2 separate regions of the Homo sapiens genome follow, and region 1 is linked to region 2. The links are chromatin loops, found by intact Hi-C in ENCODE. Cell type or tissue: heart left ventricle. All regions are shown on one strand. Links, peaks and the distances in the headings refer to the core of each region. The heading gives the core; the rest is flanking DNA.

The links. Peaks named below come from ENCODE experiments on the same cell type or tissue, not always from the same donor. Only the 100,000 strongest peaks of a DNase experiment are listed, where the experiment ranks them.
Region 1: it touches region 2 in a loop (3-fold over the local background); 2 of 110 quality-filtered maps call a loop at or near these places.

What each region holds. Positions count from the first base shown.
Region 1 is chr18:35,189,826-35,201,296 of GRCh38, forward strand. No RefSeq gene overlaps it. Among named protein-coding and RNA genes, the nearest start is that of ZNF397, 45 kb to the right of the region's middle. In heart left ventricle, for the core only: no CTCF peak of the experiment used is centred there; no DNase peak of the experiment used is centred there.
Region 2 is chr18:35,130,622-35,138,621 of GRCh38, forward strand. MAPRE2 (microtubule associated protein RP/EB family member 2) reads left to right here. Exons shown (of 7, transcript NM_014268.4): 6 at 1,411-1,569. Among named protein-coding and RNA genes, the nearest start is that of MAPRE2, 93 kb to the left of the region's middle. In heart left ventricle, for the core only: no CTCF peak of the experiment used is centred there; no DNase peak of the experiment used is centred there; H3K27ac peaks cover 3,623 bases.

The sequences.
Region 1 (11,471 bases), core at 1,307-9,306, 61 kb after region 2:
GTGGCAAACACATTTACCATCGAATAAAGAAAATATACTACATACCAATGCAATAGAAGGAAGACTATAGTTCAGAGCCTGCAAACTTTTTCTGTAAAGGGCCAAATAGTAGCTATTTTAAGTTTTGCAGGCCATACAATCTCTGTCACAGCTACTAAACTCTGCTTTTGTATCACAAAAACAACCATAGACAATACATAAATGAACAGGCATAGGAGTGTTCCAATAAAACCGTATTTACATAAAATGGATGGCAGGCCAGATTTGGCCTGTGTGCCACAGTTTAACAACTCTTGCTTGAAACTATATTGATCCCTCTCTTCTCTAGGATTTTCCCTTGTAAACATACACAGTTACTATGTGTCAAGCCCAACTGAGCTTTTTAAAAATAATTCCATCCTCAAAACAACTCTGCTATTATTATCTCTCCAATTTCGTAGATGAGAAAACTTAGGCACAGAGAGGTTGAGTAACTTTCCCAAGGTTGTACAACTAGTAAGTGGCAGAGCCAGAATTCAAACCCTGGCAATCAGACCTCAGAGACCACAGCTTGCCACCCTCTCCTGTGAGGTTTTAAACTGCGCTAGAGTTTGCAAAAATTCATCTGCCCTTCCAGGCTCTTCAACTCTGGCTGGTACCCAGAGCAGATTGTTCTTGGGGTCCCAGGTTGACTCTAATCCCTTGTTAGACTTCTAGAAAAGAAATACAAGGAGATTCTGAGGTTTCCAAGTCTACCCTGGTATTTGGAGGTTCTCAGATGCCTTGTAATGGGCTCTGGAACTTTATCCAGCACCTTTTCTCAATTTGCTATAAGTCAAGATGTTACTTTGTTCCCTAAGAAATAATTTAGGACAATATTATGCTACCAAAACATGCTATTTAAAAAACAAGAGAAGACACTAGAAACTTGCCATATTTCAGGTAAACTTAATGCCTCTAGAAATAAAAATGTAGGCCCGTTCATCATGTGAGGACATAGCTAGAAGGTGCCATCTATGAACCAGGAAGCAGCCTTCACCAGACCCAAATCTGCGGGCATCTTGATCTCAGACTTCCCAGCATCCAGAACAATGAGAAAAAAATATCTGTTGTTTATAAACTAGGAGAGAGAAAGAGATTTACCCAAAGTTCTCTTATAACCCAAAAGTATGGTTCATCTGAATGAAAACAGATGAACTTTGTCATCTTAAGTAAGGGGATACCATCGTGAGGTTTGGAATTTATCTCTTGTAAATCTGAAAAAAGTAAACAAATCCTAACTATTGATATTCTGATAGCACTGAGGACAGGAGTTGAATTGTAAATTGCTGCTTACCTAGCATTCTGCATGACTTGGTCTTCCCTCACCACCCTATCTTACCATATGGATTTTTCTTTTGATCGACACTTAACTCTTTCAGTAGGATTAAAACCACCATCCCAGATAATTAAAGATGAAAGTAAACTGAACATTCCCTTTTGGAACTTGGAAACTCCCTGCGGTTGCCAAAAAGAACTTGAAATGCTTTAAGATAGAGATTATACATTCAGTCAAATCAGCAATTATAAATTACTAGCTTTGTGCAAGGCTTTAGAACATAAGTAGAATGAGAAAAGAGGTTATTCTCTGAAACAGCCTCTGGGAAGGGGAAGTGGGTGTTTTCACGTCCCATTCATAAAACCTAAGGACAAGTCCATAAACTTTTCTCTGGTCTTTACTGCAGAGCAAAGAAAATCCACTGTTTCTATTTGTTAAAAAGCTTCAGCTTTTATGTCTTGTGAGAACAGAGAATGCTTGACCCTAAGGGGCCCACAAATCTTATGCAGGACCTTTTTTGTAAGTTAAAAAACAAAACAAGAATATTTTATCATGCAAATGTGTCTTGTCATTCATTAGAAAACACCACTGTGGTATTGTGACCTGGGTTCGTAATAAGCTCTGAAGTGTTCATCGAATAGGAAAGATATGAAAGAGTGGAGGAGGAGGAAACATGTGAGGCCTACTATGTGCCAGACGCTGTGCTAGGGAATGTAATATGCATTGTTACACTAAGAAAATAGCTAGCTGTGGCCCGGCTCAGTGGCTCATGCTTGTAATCCCAACACTTTGGGAGGCAGAGATAGGCAGATCGCTTGAGGCCAGGAGTTGGAAACCAGCCTGGGAAACAGTGAAATTAAATTAAATTTATTTAAAAAAAGAAAAAAAAAAAGATAGTTGAAAATATCTTCTGTCTTCACTTTTTGTTTCGTTTTCATTTTGACATGGGGTCTCTTTATGGTGCCCAGGCAACATAAAGAGAACTCCTGGTCTCGAACTCCTGCTTCAAGGGTTCCTCTAGCTTTAGCCTCCAGAGTAGCTGGGACTACAGGCACACACCACCACGCCCGGCTGTGTCTTCAATTGATGAAGATTGCCGATGATCATTTAAAATACTTTGTCATCTCAACTGCTCTCTGGAAAATTTTAATTTTATTGGGAAAGCATTTCTTTCTTTTACACTAACACCCTCATTTAAAGCAGGCCGAGGAAGACTTCACTTTGAAGCCTTTATCCTGCTCGAGGTCAAGGATTGTACCTGCCCATTTTGTAACTGCTGTGAGAGCAATGGAAGCTCCGCAGCACTTTTAGTTATCAAGCCCTTCCTTTCCATCTCCCAATCCCCATTGTAGACTAATAAATTTTTCAATATGAAGGCTCTTGTGTGTTCATGACTGTGATAAATGAAGCATGGCTGAAGTGGCTTTGCAAGCAGCTGGAATATCCCCTGGAGAAGTCATTTACATAATTAAACCTTGGAGTATCTGAACATGGTTCAGACTGTGACCTACTCTTGCATCTGAGGTGCCTCAGAAGCAGTGTCATATCATACACGTCCTGCTGCTGCTTGATCAGCTTCGCTTCTCTATCAAGCCTTCTCATTGTGACCTGGAGAGCTTCTTCAAATACCACCTACGAGCTGCCTTTCCTCCCCATTTCCCACTTTGATTTTGCTGAAAACTCACTTTCCTTAACTTAAACTAATTTAATCTTTTTGCTGTTTTCTATGTGCCCTGGATATCGGAGGGATTATTTAAGCTGTTTTAATTTTTAATATAAAGAATATAGGGCTCTGATTATAATCATCTACTGAGTACCTAGGAATGAATGTCATACTCTGCTCTGTTTGGACAATTTGTGTTTTCTTTGTACAGATAATTCAGCTCCCTCATGTAATACCCATGTTAACCCAGAGAGGTACATATTATAATCCCTATTGTACAGAAGAGGAATCTGACCCTTCCAAGTTAAGTTAGAAATGGGAGGGACAGTGATAATGATTGAAACCTAAGATTTGACTCCTGAATCCCACTGCTCTTAACCTTTGGAAAATATTGCCCATCAACTTCTCTTTATTCAAAGTGCCTAATACAAAACCACACATAAATGCATCCTCATAAATTATCTTCAGCTATATATTTAAACTACATCTTTTTTTAATTACTGTTGTAAGGCTACATGTAGATAAGCTAGTTCTCAACATTATTTTGTTTGTGGATGCCATAATTTGACAAACACTGAGGACCCTCCATCCAGACAAAAGCACACATGCCACATATACAACAGGTCTAGATGGCTGCCAACTTTAAGGGTCTCTTTCTGACAGATTAGACTCCTTCTCAGTCACAGGCTAATGTTGCCAAGTCATCTCTCTGCAGAGGTGAACGGCAGGCACTCTCATTGTTTGCTCTTCTTTCTACTGAAGTGAAATATACCCTTTCCATTACTACACCCTGGCCATGACACAGGGAGATGGCTTACAATAGACTTTCACACTGCTGAGTCCCCATGTCTCTAACAATGATATTAAAAACAGTGTGACCTTCTGCTCCATCAACCTCAGGGATGTGGTGTTGTTTTGCTATGCCAGTACATTTTTCCCTCCTGTTCAAATAGTCTTGACTTGTATATTACAACACATATAATAATAAGGCACAATTCGTTTTCCTAACATAGAAACTTTCAGAGAGAAAGGGTTTGACCACAAGGCATAATAAAAAAAAATACCTAGATATGAAAGGCCGTCTAGAATTGTATGGTAGTTAAGAGACCAAGTTTTGGCTTAAGGTGGCTATGAATTCAAGTCTAGTTCTGCCACCTACTTCCTATGTGACCTTGAGCAATTTACTTAACCTCTCTGAGTTTCTTAATCTGTGAAACAGGGACAATACTACATTCTGCATGGTGTGAGTTAATGTTAAATGAGATTTGATGAGAAATACACGGAGCATGGCATAGAGTAAGCACTTAATGATGGATGCTATTATGATGTTATTCATAATAGCAATTTTCGATGCACTGGCTATCTGGCATGATTATTAAAAAAAGGTATTCTAGTCAATAGACATTTTCCATATATATATTTATCATTGTTAAAAGTAATATGTGGAATTAAACTGTGGACTTTTTGCCTGTACACAAAAGGAAATTCAATCAATTGAATTACTTCTTTTTATGGAATTAGAATATAATAAAAATGCTTAAAGATGAAATTATATGATTACCCTATATTTTAATCATTTGGAAAGATCCTCTGGGCCTAGGGGTATAGTAAGAAATATTAATCATCATTATTATATAACAGATAGGAAAAAGTACAGAGTAAGTGAGGCTACCTGATGATAAAATATCAATTATTCTTTTACTGTAGTAAAATATTCTATGATGTATCCTTTCATTAAGAAGTCATCTGGAAGATTTACTTTTATTGAATTAAAGGTCAAATTGAAAACTATAGATACCAGGCACTGCCTGAGCAACTTTATGTATTCTCTGTTATCATGACTCACAACTCCCTAGCAGGATAAAGATTATTATGACTCCTTTATATTTAAAACAATTGTGTAGTACACTGTGTAAAGTAACTAGTACACTTGGCCCTCTATATCAAAGTAACTAGCACAGTTCTTCCTGGATATTCATGGGGAATATCCTCTGTAAATACTAAAATCCAAGGATGCTCAAGTCCCTTATAAAAAAATGGTGCAGTTTTTTTTGTTTGTTTGTTTTGAGACGGAATTTCACTCGTCACCCAGGCTGGAGTGCAATAATGCCATCTCGGCTCACTGCAACCTCACCTCCTGGGTTGAAGAAATTCTCCAGCCTTAGCTTCCCAAGTAGCTGGAATTACAGGTGGCCACCACCAGGCCCAGCTAATTTTTGTATTTTTAATAGAGACAGGGTTTCACCATGTTGGCCAGGCTGGTCTCAAACTCCTGACCTCGGGTGATCAGCCTGCCTCAGCCTCCCAAAGTGCTGGGATTACAGGCGTGATCCACAACGCCAAGCCTAGTATTTGTATATAACGTACACATATCCTACCATACACTTTGTTAAAATAAAATAAAATAAAATATAAAGAAGAATAAGCGAAAGGTTTTATTTACGAATATATATAAAAACAGAATTGCAATTCAGGATGTACTCACAGACCAGGGTGGTCTTCAGTATGCCCAAACAACAAAAGAAAAGATTGAGGTTTCATTGGGATAGAGAAATGTAAAACATTTCGAAAGAAAGTTCATTGGCGCTAATGAGGTCTTTCTGAGTGGACAAACTGTGATTGGTGAGTGATGGCAGTAGGTAAAGCTCTTAGAGTCAGGGCAGGTCCATTCCGCAGCTACTAAAGTTGGTCTTAAGATTACAGCAGGTCATTTCAGGGGCTGGGCTTACAAGACAGTTCCTGCAGCAGGCACTTTGTGCCCTGAGTGCTTTTTTCCCCTGTTCCTTTGAAGCATAACTCCAATTTGTATAATCAATTTTCACAACTTTATATACTCTCTATATTACTTATAATACCTAATACAATGTAAGTGCTATGTAAATAGTTGTCATACTGTATAGTTTTTTTATTTGTATTCTTTTTTATTGTTGTATTTTTTTCCCAAATATTTTCCATCAGCAGTTAGTTAAATCCATTATGAGAAATCCACAGATATAGGAGGGCCGAGTGTAATTAGTACATCAAGATTCCAATCTTGGCCTAATTTCCAAAACCATGTTGTTGCTACCATTCTCTGCTGCCTGCCAAATTATACAAAGAAAAACACAGAATTTTCTTTTTTTTATTTTGAGACGGAGTCTCGCTGTCGCCCAGGCTGGAGTGCAGTGGGCAATCCCGGCTCACTGCAAGCTCCGCCTCCCGGGTTCACGCCATTCTCCTGCCTCAGCCTCCCGAGTAGCTGGGACTACAGGCGCCCGCCACCATGCCCGGCTAATATTTTTGTATTTTTAGTAGAGACGGGGTCGATCTCCTGACCTCGTGATCCGCCCGCCTCGGGAAAAATATAGAATTTTCAAACCCATCAGGATCTCTGCAAACAAAATGTCTTACTAGTTCCATCATCAATCTGATAGCCTCCTGAGGGCGGGGGGGGAAGGCAAATTTTAAAGAATATGTATACAGAATCTGCTCTCTCTAGAGTAAAGAGGGAGATTTCAAATTTGGAAAATAGAAGGTAAGAAGTTCAATAGAGGCTGGAGTGGTGGCTCACACCTATAATCCTAGACCTTTGGGAGGCAGAGAGTGGAAGATTGCTTGAGGCCAGGAGTTCGAGACCAGCCTGGGCAACAAAGTGAGACCCCCTTCCCTACAAAAAATACAAAATTATCTCAGCATGATGATGCACAGCTGTACTTCCAGCTACTCAGGAAGCTGAGATGGGAGGATTGTTTGAGCCAGGAGTTCCAGGTTACAATGAGCTGTGATCCTGCCACTGCACTCCAGCCTGGGCAACAGAGTAAGAACTTGTTTCAAAAAAAGAAAAAGAAAAAGTTCAATAGAACTCTGATCTGAGGCAACAATTCAATTCAAAAATACAACGCTGTTTTTCTGGTTTATAATGTATCTTCATATGAATGAGCTGCCATCCCAAACTAATTAAAACATCAGTTGTAAACCAAACTTGGCAATTTGATTACTTACTAATCTGAATAAAGCATCGCAAAGGGCAAAGGGCACATAACTGTATGCATAAATCACGAGAATTTCTCCAATTTTAATGAATCATGTTTTTAGGAGATAAGCCACAGTTAAAAGTTAGTTTATGTGCCAATTAAGGGAGCTGTAATCATAAATAATTTGCCTATGCCTGGAATAAAATTTAATCAATTTAGAATCATTTCCTTTTCATCTGTGCAAAGAAAAGACTACCAACTTATTTATGTAATTACCAAGAATTTGAAAAAATAAAAAGTATTAGAATTCAAGGACTAGAGTAGAACCGAGCATCAACTGGCAATCTAACATGAACTAATAATTCAGGCACTTCTATAGGTGCTGCTTAGCCCTTGAAATGTCTCCTGTATAGCCAAGAAGACTAATGAAAGATAAAGATCTGTTATGAGTTTTGCTAAGTCTCACAGAATACAGAGAATAAAGAAATTCTGTAGATTTAATTGATTTTATCCCCTTGATACCCCTGGCTTCTCAAAATGGTACCAGGCCCCTTTGTTGTAGACGTTATCTGACTTAATTTTTCCATTAGGATCAAATTGTTATCAAGAGCCAGAAGTGTGGGTACAAAATGAGGTAAAATGTCTAAAGGTAAAATAATGCAAGTTAAGGCTCAGTTAGAAAAGCCAAGAAAAGCATTTAGATGCTTTGTTTTATTCATGAGACTGTGCCAGCAATCACTGACAGAAATGAACCAGTCAGGAAATCTCAGCCAAAGCCAAAGATTTCTCGAGAATTCAGTCTTCTCTCTTGAGCATAGCTGTGTCATGCAACCTAATAATAAAGTCCAGAAACCATATTTTTCATAATTTTATGACAATACACAGACATGTTCAATGCAATAATGACTGTATTAATAGAAATCAAAGCATAGCCCTCTGTCTCTGAATATAACAGAGGCAATGAAAACTTGCAGCCTGCACAACTGTTCTAAACTTTAAGTAGCAACAGAATTCAATAGTGTAGGAAGGGGTGATCAGAGTTTAGGAAACCTCCTCTCATGGTTGCTTAAGCATTCATTTTTCCAGCTCTTCATTTTTCCTTAATTTTCCTTTTAAAGCCACAGAAGCACTAAAGAAAGTTTGGGAAATAATTAAAGATCATCACCCATATCCCTGCCACCTTAAAACAATTATCACTTGTAATATTCTCATATAGTCTTAGTTTTTCATATATATAAAATGCCATTTTTTACATCAATAGGAATATATTACATGCACCTTGCTTTTTTTCACCTAAAATGTTTCTTAGAGAGAATTTAATATTGGCATGTAGAGCTGTCTCATTCTTTCTAACAGCTACGTATTTGTTTGATGTATGGATGTAGCATAATTTATTTACCCAATTCTTACAGAATAAAATGAATTGGGTACGTTTTGCTGTGACAAATAATGCTGCAACAAGCATTCTAGTACTTAAATCTTTATGCAGATATGCAAGATATTGGTGGGATAAAATCCTAGATGTGGACCTTTCACTTGAAGCTTTATGTAATTAAAGTCATTGAATAGACACATAGCATCTATTCAATTTTGCTTCCTGGATATCTCATATTGGATATTACACACAGTGAACATTTTCCGTGGTGTTGTACAGCCTCCAAGATTAAAGTTTTAATGGTTTATTATTTCTTATTATGCGGATACACTCAACCTTTCCTCTATTGTGAGACAGTTCAACTGTTTCTAATTATTTGCCTCATAAAGAATGCAATGACTATCCACATCCCCTGTGTCTTACCCTTGGCCCATTTGCGCTGTCTTCTCACTGCATTTTTCTTCACAGGGAGAGGCACCCCCATTCTAGAACATGGGAGAGGCACCCCCATTCTAGAACATGCTCCAGGTCCCCATGACCCTGGAATTCCCTAATTGAACCCCAGTCCAGTTTCTAGGCCCATGCATCCCTTTTCCCAGCATGCCAGGGGTGGCTGTTTGGGGAGGTGCAGAGGGATGTGGAACTAGGGCTGCCACCTGGGTCTCCACTTGCATGCAAACAAGGCCTATGTCCAGTAGGACATAAGCTAGGAGTGGCAGGAGAAGCAGGGAGCAGTCCCTGGACCTCCATTTATACTAGCTTACCCAGGCCCCCTAAATGTTGGAATGGTTCTGCTATGACACCCTTACCTTCTTTTCCCAGATTCAATAGAGTTCTCTAAAGTAGACCGCTGGATTAAAAATAAAACCGATCAACCAACCAACAACAACAACAAAAAACCCAAAACTTCATTTTCCAAAGTTATTTGTAAACTTACCTCTTTTGCACACCTGTTATATATTGCCAAAATTTATCATTTGCGAAATTTAAAGACCTGTGCCATGAGAGATGATTTGAAATTGCAAAAAGGACAGTGTCAGGGGGAGCAGTTGACTTCACTTCTGATCTGTACTATCAAAATCCTGCTCTAGGGCTGGGCGCAGTGGCTCACACCTGTAATCTCAGCACTTTGGGACACCAAGGTGGGCAGATCACCTGAGGTCAGGAGTTCGAGACCAGCCTGGACAACATGGTGAAACCCTGTCTCTACTAAAAATATAAAAATTCGTTGAGTGTGGTGGTGCACACCTGTAGTCCCAGCTACTAGGGAGGCTGAGGCACAAGAATGGCTTGAATCTGGGAGGCAGAGGTTGCAGTGAGCCAAGATCACATCACTGCACTCCAGCCTGGGCTACAGAGCAAGACCCTGTCTCAAAAACAAACAAACAAAAAACCACCTTGCTCTATGAATTAGAGATCACTTTTCATGCCTGCATTTTGTTTATTTTTTATTGTTTATTTTTTTTTGGAGATTTTATTATATGAACTCCAGTGTCCTTTTTTATTTTTAATTTCTATGATTCTACATAACCAATTCAAACTTAAATTTTAAAATGCATTACTTTTTGTTCAAGCTCCTGGAGACTTTTACTGATCCCCCTATTTTGTATACAAATGTTTGGGTGTTTGTTCTTCGCTTTTCATAGTTCATTTGAACTTGAGTTCCTCTTACGTGAAGAACATTATGGTGAAGAGAACAAAGACGAAATGAATGGCTTCTCTCTCAAAATACTTATAATGAGGCTCACATTAAAAATGAGGCTCACAACCTGACACTTAGCTTTTCTACTCCTAGGCAAACAGGGGGCAATGTACATCTAGTGCTAATTAAATTAAATACCCAAATACTGGGTTTTCAACAAACACAAACAAATTCAGAAGAGTGAACTATACTACTTTACTTGGAATATCAATGACAGCCTAAGTAACAGAAGAATAAACCTGGATAACAGTGGATGGTAACTACATAGTATAACTATTGGCCAATTTGGAGAATTTGGAACATAATCAATGAAACAATATCAATATTTACCATCCTAATTTTAAGTGACCTCCAAAAAACAACATGATGTTACATAATCCCTTTTTACTCTTTATAAATTATGAGAAATTCTTAAATTATGTTTTCTGTAAATTGTTAGCAGAAACATGATTTTCCCTGAGTCTTGCTGCTTGGTATAGATCATAACCCTAAGGAAAAAAGGAGCCTCCAGTGTTGTCCTTCTCTGGTGGGAAGTTAAATAAGACAGTGCTCAGGAAGGGAACATCGTATGCACAGACATTTGTTCTCTCAACACAGAACTAGACTGAGATCTCCTCACATGCTTCTATCTATGGAATCTAGAATGAAAAAGAATTTTAAAAAGAAGTCGAACTCGAGAATGTTTAAAAGAATTCTACTTCGTGGATTTTTACAGTCAATACAAAATAGTCTTATGGTTCTTTCAGCATATATACTTAAATTCAGCCTATTAAAATAGTATAATATGAATTAAACTTATTAACCAAAATTAAGAGTACATGGTGCTAAAACGATTGGTTGATTCAGTGGCAGTATTTATAAGTACACTATAAACAATTCCCCAACTGGCAATCATCTTTAGAAACTTTAAATTTTTGATGTGGCTCAAGTCTGACTCTAAGCTTTTGGGTTTTCCATCTTAAAAAGCTCCCCTCCCTTACTCCCACATTGCCGCCCACTACATTATAGAAACATTCTCATATAGCTTTATTTGTTACATTTATATCTTTATTGCATCCCACTCGTCTGTATTTGAACAAGCATTGCAAAAAGATACACAGCAGACTGTTAACTTTGGTTATCTAGACTTTGCCTTTATACTGTATAACTGGATCTGTTATAATATATATATGTATTGCTTAATAAAGAAAGAAAACAGGCTGGGTGCAGTGGCTCACGCCTGTAATCCCAGCAATTCGGGAGGCCGAAGCTAGAAGATCGCTTGAGCTCAGGAGTTCTAGACCAGCCTGGACAACATGGCGAAACCTCATCTCTACAAAAAATACAAAAAATAGCCGGGCATGGTGGTGTACACCTGTAGTCCCAGCTACTATGGAGGCTGAGGTGGGAGGTTCACTTGAGCTCAAGAGGTGGAGATTGCAGTGAGCCATGATTGTGCCACTGCACTCTAGCCTGGGCAACAAAGAGAGACCCTGTCTCAA
Region 2 (8,000 bases), core at 1-8,000:
GGGGTGATTTTTAAGGTAATGACAGAGAGATTTTACCTAAGGAGGGCCATGAAAGACTTAATTTACCACCTGAAGCATATACCCTACATAAAAATAAACGAAGGGTTTAAACAAATGGGGATCCTCAGAGACCAGGAACGGGGTAATAGTTTGGGCCTGAGTGTAGCTGCTGCGCCTGTGGGACTATGGTAGACTGAGATTTGAAACCAGATCTAGTCACAACCCCGTGAGGGTTTCTTTAGCTCTGGGTGTCCGAGTTCTTGGACCCTCTTTTGACCACTGCCTCCTCCCTTCACTTGGACTGTTCTGTAGCCACCCTGAGAAGCTGCACAACCCTGGAAACTCTGAACCAGGATCGAGGGGAAGAAAGAGGAATGAGGGCTACTGTGGTGAGGGAATAGGCCTTCCTTGCCCTCCTGCCTTCCCAGTGACGTACCCAAAGCCCGAACTAGAGAAATTGAGACAGATCCACTCAGCCAGGCTTTGGGTCTTACCCAGTTTTCCTCGTGTCACGAACCCTCAGTTTCTCCCTGGAGAGCGTTTGTCTAATGTGGCTCAGTATCATTTGTGAAAGGGTCTAGCTAAGCGTGGCTTCCATGTAAGTGATCTAAGGGACGGAGAGTCCTCAACATAAAACTAAATAGCCATGCTTACAGCCTCTCTGTTCTGCTTCTCTTTCCTCCTCCCATTCTCCATTTCCTGCAGAAGATGAACAAGTATTTCAGTCTGTTCAGGCTGCTAGAGCAGAGTACTGTAGACAGGGTGACTTATAAACAACAGAAATTTACTTCTCACAGTTCTGGAGACTGGGATGTCCAAGATCAAGGCGCCAGTAGATTCAGCGTCTGCTTGAGGCCCCATTCTTCATAGATGGCACCTTCTCACTGTCTTCACATGCTGAAAGGATGAATAAGCTCGATTGGGCCTCTTATCAGGGCACTCATCCTATTCATAAGGGCTCTAACCCCATGACAGCCACCTCCCAAAGGCCCCACCTCCTAACACCATCACCTTGGGTGTTAGGATTTCAACATACACATTTTGAGGAGATACAAACTTTCAGACCATAGTAAGAAGTTAGAGGAAAGATGTGTTCCAGCCTATGTTAGCAGGAGACGAAAGCTCACTTCCAGCCTGCGGGGAACCGCACAAGCAGAAAGACCACTCTGTCCCTGGTTAATAAACGCTCAGTTGCCTGAAGGGAATGACCAGAGTGCTGTGGAGAATTGGACGTTTTGGCCCAGGGTCAAGCTCCAGACAACAGCCCTGTTGTTTCTCCCTCAGACTTACACATTGGTTATTTCTGCTTCTCTCTCTCTCTCTCTTTTGGGTTTTATTCACAGGAATTGCTGGTCATGTCTTATACTATATTTTGGGTGGTTTTTTTTCTTCACTCTCACTCCCTTGCAGGTACATTCATTAAAACTTGCCCTTGAAGGCGTGGAAAAGGAAAGGGATTTCTACTTTGGGAAGTTGAGAGAGATCGAGCTACTCTGCCAAGAACACGGGCAGGAAAATGATGACCTCGTGCAGAGACTAATGGACATCCTGTATGCTTCAGAAGAACACGTAAGTGTGAGGAGCATGTGACTCCTGTGTTCTAAAATGACTCTCTTGGTCAAAACACAGTAGATCAGCACTCCTTAGAATACTTCCCCAGGACCTCAATGAGAATTACTGCTCAGCCAAGTGCACCTGATAGTCCCAAAGGAATAAACATCGTTATCATCATGATCTATTGACCCATGCCTGTGGGACAGGCAGTCATAAATTAATCTGGGAAGAGACAGGTGGGGTGGGGAAGGCTTTGACAGAAAAATATGCTTATGCAGCCAAACTGCAAGTGGTCTGCAGCTCTCTGAGCAAATGAGCATTAAGAATTTGTATACGGATTCCTCCTTCTTCATGCAAGTACAGAGTGTAGTTAAAGGAGAAAATAATCTAGATGCTTTTCCCATCCCCAGAAGCCCCATAATTGACTGTTTTTATTTCGTAGCTGGTTGTCTTGGTTACTCATTGCCAGGACAGACTAGAGCTGTGGGACAGCCACATGCCCATCTCCTTTATGGGGAGGAGCTGCCACCAGAGTTGCTATTCACAAGTGCTGCTATTCACAAGTGCTGCTATTCACAAGTGCTGATGGAGACCCAGGATGTGGCTGTGTCAGGGTGATGAAAAGCAGATGTGAGAAATGGAGGAGGAATAAGAATCTAGGAAGCAAGGAGAGAAAGCGGGGCAGGATGCATGGCAGAGACTGAGGCAAGGCACCCCGGGTCTGCCAGTGCCAGGAGAGAGAGGCCCAGCAGCCAGAGGTGGAGGTGGGAGCCTGATGTGGCTTCACCTTCCACAGAGCCAAGTTGAGGGGTTGGGGTGTCCAGCTTCTCTTATGCCAGGCTGATGCTAGTGGAAGTGTCCCGGTCTCTGGGTGTTCTGAGCCTGTGATGTTCTGAGGGCCTCCAGTGGAGTTGTATGTGTTGATATTTCTATAGGACATAGCAAGCCATCAGCAAGTTTACTCTCTTATTCCAGCTGAATCCCAGGCAAATGTTTACTCCATTTATGCCTCAAAATACTAGCAGTGAAATTCTCCTAAACTGTAAGGCACTGTATCTGTGGTTTGGAAGCTCTTTATCACTTTTTTTTTTCACTTCTTCCAAATATTTTGATTTAAATTATTTATTGGTTATCAATAGCTCAGAATTTGAAGCCCTGATAATCCACCTGGTTTCCATGATGGCTTCATAAAATACGGTTCTCAGTATTTTCAGATCTGATGGAATAAACCAGAGACTGATTTGTAGTATGTCTGCAGCTGCCACAGTGTCACATATATGACGTCCTGTGTGTACAGAGTGCTTGCCCTCTGTAAGCACTAGATGGACTATGGTTATTCTCTTCACAAGCTTATTTGAGGCTAAATCAGCTGAGATCTCCACAGCGCCATGAGACTGAGTGAATGGCGCTGCTGTCTGCGATAACGCCTGCTAGTGGGAATAAGGCCGGCGTGCAGGATCAAATCTTCTTCCCAGCCCTGCACTTCAAACGGGGAAACCCTGAGTCTAACCTCATGCCAGATTTTGTCCCAAGAGGGAGTCCATGTGCAGGAGCACTGTCTGACAGTGAACTCCAAATGAAGTGTTGGAGAGGTCCACTGAATTCCCGGCTAAGATAGGTGGACAGCCTCAGGCAAGAGCCCTTGCCTCCTGGGTGTGATTTCCAGGGGGTCTACCTAGATGACCGCACTCAGTTTCTGTTCTGCCATACCCATCACCACCCGACCCCACACACACATACATCCCAGCACCACCTTGCCACCATCTGGATTCAGAGAGCCATTCCTGCAATGTACATGCAACTAAAATGCAAGCACCCCAAGAAGAAATAACACTTTAAGGCCTCATCATTCATTAAGACTAAATAATAAGTTTAGCAGACACCTCTTCTGAGACACCTGGTTGGGGTTTGAGGTAGAAGGGTCTAGGACTTGACGTATATTAGCTTATTAGCTCCTATAATTCTCTAGAGAATCCTATTAGGTAGCTATTGTCATCCCATTGTACAGATGAGGGAAACTAAGGCAGCAGAGAGGTTGAATAACTTTCCCAAGTCTAGGAGCAGAATAATTTCCATTTGAACCCTGAAATCTGAATCCTGAGTTTATGTTCTCCCTTCTCCAAGTCTGAGGCACCTTTTAAGTGCTATTATGACAGTAGTAATGGCTAATACTGATTGAGCATTTAGCATGTGCTAGGGATTGTATTCATTTACTACGTAGATTACTGACCTTAACCACATCCCTGTGAGGTGAGTAATTACTTATCTACATTTTACAGATGAAATTACTAACCCAATGGCTCATAGTTAATAAGCTCCAGCACTAGGATTTGAACCCAGGTTTATCTAACTCAGAGGCTAAAATCATAAGGACTGAGTTACCTCCCTCGCCGAGTGGTGGGTACCATGGAGCAGGGAGGAAACGAACATAGTACTAGTTGGGGAAAGCCTCAAGATTAACTGTCTACTTGACAGTCTTCAGTTGAACACGCCCTGTGTGTGAAGAAGAAAGTTTCCAAATTTTTACGTGGGTTTTCTCTAAATAACTCCCCTTACCTCGTTTTGTTGATTTTCACCTTCGAAAGCCTAGTTGTGGCCTCTTTTTCGGGGCATTCATCTGATTTTAAATGAGCATCCACAAAGAACTTCAGTTTTCTTCTAGCCAGTTTGTAACTTTTTTAAACCCACTTTGTTGTTGTATCTCTGGCACTGCGCTGACATCATCAAATAGCTTTAAGGGAAGGAAGAGAGAGGGAAAGAGACAGAGGCATTGCCCTGTAAGTATATGCTGGGGAGTACCCAAAATTCAAGAAGAGAATTACTCAGAGTAACCAGGCAGTTGAATCTGGCAGAGAAAACAGCCTTAACATAAATTGCATGTGTGGGTTACCAGAGCAAGATGTTCAAATGCAGTTACTGGCTTAATTTTTCTAGTTCCAGGATATTTTTATTGCAACTTTGTGTCTGCAAAACTCCAAAAGAGACACATCAGGCTATACTGAGTTTTCTACAGAGAGTAAGCCGTTTGATCTGGAATATGCCAGGTGTCCTTATTTGGAATGTGACAAGACCCATTTGTTTAAACCTTGGTTTTTATGCAGAAAGAAAAGGAAGGCTGCAGTGGGCCTGGATGCCGTGCTGGGTGCTTTCCATATCCTGTGCATGCATGACTCTGCCGAGAGGCTCAGGAGCAGCTAGATACTCTCCTTTCTGCCCCCTAGCACTCCACCTCCCAGAGGTCCAAGAAATCATCCTAGATATCTTAAAGCCTCCAAGCATTTTCATTTCTTCCTGAGAATATGGAATCTGGTTTCTCTGGAACCACCCAGAAGCACATAGCCAGTCCTACACTGGGGGAGTGAGCCTTCCTAAAGCTGTACCCTTGCCTGCCTTCCCCTATGTCTATGGTCTGGAAAAGCAACGGTTTTGAAAAACAATGTGCTTAGTGGTTACGATGCCATCATACACCACTGCCCCCATCTCTGGGAATCCTGCCTTTGCCCCACTGTGCTTTCCCCTGACATTGTGTCCTGTTTTCTGGCCAGCCCCACACTTGTGTGATGGGTAGATTTGCACCCATGTGCAGGGATGATGTACATGGCGTCTGGGAGGAAGTGCCAGCACTTTGTTCATGATGCTGTTGGTACAGCTGTGTGTACAGAGCTGAGATGGCACAGATGCCTGGTGGTCTGCCTTTCCCAGAGCCCTCCTGGAGCTAGAAGGCCAGGTTGCAGCACATGCTGTTCAGCTAAACATAGATGGACATGCTTTGCTTTGACATTTGAGGTAGGAGTATTTGCTGGGGAGATCTCTTCCCCTGAGTGATTACTTAACACTCTTATTTTGTGATGATTGGCCTCTGATTGTTATATTTAAGCCATCCCAGAATATGGTGTTTGGAAGATGTGAAAATCCAGGTGGGAGTTTTGAGCAGAAAATCAACAGAGGTGGTTCAATTCCCAGTTGTAGAGACCTAATGGAAGTTTCCAGAGCAGATACTTATTCTCATTATGTTTTCCCCTGATACGTAACTTGGAGCCACAGGAGTCTGGGCTGAAGCATTGGTTACCTGCTCCCTGTGGATTCTGTCAGCTGAAGGGCACCAGCTTATGAACAGTTACTTGTTTCCTGCAGGGACAGGCTGTGCTTCTGTCACTGGAGGGCCTCTTGTCACTGGACTAAGTGCTGGCTATAGAAAAAGACCCAACCCTACCTCAGAGGAGCTCCCAGTCCCAGTAAGGGAGACAGACAGGGACATGACTAACTGGAATATGTGTCAGATGATGACAAATGTGATAATGGGGACATAAATAAACTTGTGTGGGGAGCAGATAAAAGCCGCCTGGAGGACCACGCAGAGACTTCACAGCGAAGATGGCATTTGTGTTGGATGTTACAGGGTGACTGGGAACATCAACAGCTCTAGAGCTAAGGTAGGGAGAAACTGCATGAGCAAAGCAGAGAAGAAAGACCAGCAGCCACAGCTGGCAAGGTGGCAGGAGACAAGGCTGCAGGGTGGTGCCTTCCACAGCTAGGAAGCCAGGAGCTGTTGGAGCTTCCTGATGGGCCTTCCTCTCTCCTTTGCCCCCATTTTCCTCCCACAGTGGCCTAGAGCCTTCTTCAATACCATCTTCCAGTTTGCCTCTCTATCTAATGATTATAAGGAAACTAAAGAATGATAGTTTTCTTACAATCACTCACAGCTCAACGGAAAGATGTGAATAGATTGATACGCACATATTAGAATTATTAGGTGATGCTCTGGTGCATTAGTCTCATATTTGGTATAGGTTTTGCCTGGCCTCCTACTTAGACATGGGTTTAAGTTCTTCATTCTCGTATAAGGCATAGAAAAAGATTGTTTTTTCCTGTGAGCCTGCAATAGCATTGTGTGGGCTGTGAGCTCTCAGTTGTGATTTGTAACACCCCAGAATTACAGATGTGTTCTGCCAGACTCTCAGACTGCCTTAACTTGCAGGCCAAGCATGAGCAATCCATTGATAAATTGGGAGCTTTGCTGGTATTTCCCAGTGAGAGTTGTCTGGGGTCCACAGTTCCTGCAGATGCATGACATCACAGAGGGGTCCTGTGACTGAGATTTAAGCTGGATGTGCATGAGAAGCAGCTGCCCTGGGCATCTGGAAGCCTCAGAGCCATAGAAAAGGCCAGCAAACCTGCTGCCTTGTTGGATGTGTTTGGAAAGGAGGCCTAGCCTAGTGGCTTCCTGGCCCTCTAGTTTATTACAGGCTCAATGATTACTTGAATCTAGGTCTTTCAACTTTAGCTCCATTAGCCCACAATAAACTCCCAGTTGTGACGTGAGCAAATGAGAATTTCTGCAAAATGTAAAACAGTTCCTCATTTCTGAAATCTTCTTTTCAGAAGTCTAACATGCACAGAAACAATTATATAAAGAAAAGCATACTTTAGACCAGCTGAAGTTTGAGCAATACAATATGGAAGACACCACACTCACGTTCAAGAGTTAGGATGCTGAATAAAACAATATAACTCACCGTGGAGGGCTCAGAGCCCGGCTGGAGAGACAGATGTGTAGCCACCCAGCAAGAACACACGCGGGACTGTGGTGCGCCCTCCCACCGAAGCAGAAACTGAGGATAGGAAGCTTGGAGAGGGAAGCCATTATCTCGGGGCTGCAGGCAGTGAGAGAGGCTTCAGGGAGGAGTGACTTTCTCATAATTTAGAGGAGCATGTGGCGGGACAGACAGCTGGGAGTTCCCAGCCCACCATTCTTGTTAAACTCCCATGAATGTTAGTTTCATTCTTCTCCCTTGGATGAGAGGAGAGCACTGGCTTAGGAAGGCCAGTAACTGTTTCTTGTCCTGCGCTGGCCCAAGAAGAAGTTCTCTCCTGCTCCCCTGAGCATGTATGGCCACACTGTTGGTGAGGCACTGACTCTGAGCTGAGAGGACCAGCCTCACATGTGCCAGACAGAAGGCAAAGCAGTGTGCAGAGGAAGTGCCAAGAGCACAGCTGCTGTGATGCCCAGGGGTCTGGGGTCGATCCGGCAGAAGGGGAGTAAAGAGGGGATCAGGGCTCTGAGATCTCCCTGAGGTCAAAGAGCACCTGCAATTAAGGAATTTGGGAGTGCAAGGGTCAGGAAGACACATGATGTGATCAGAGAGAGCAAGAGATTGGGCCTAACGTTCCAGAAGTGGAGCTAGTTCTAGGTGGTGAACACAGGGTGGTCATGGGGTAGGGAGAGCTCACATTTGCTGAATAAGGGGCCTGTCGGCACGGTAAGAGACAATGCCAGATTTTTCCCCAAGTTTTCAACACAATGTCACTGTCTACTGTTGGTTGACACAGAAAGGGTTACTTTTTTAAAAAAATTACTTGCACTTCTAGAATATATTCCAGAGTTCTCCCACTAAGAAATAATAATCACAGCTCACATTTCTATTTACCATGTGCCAAATACTCTT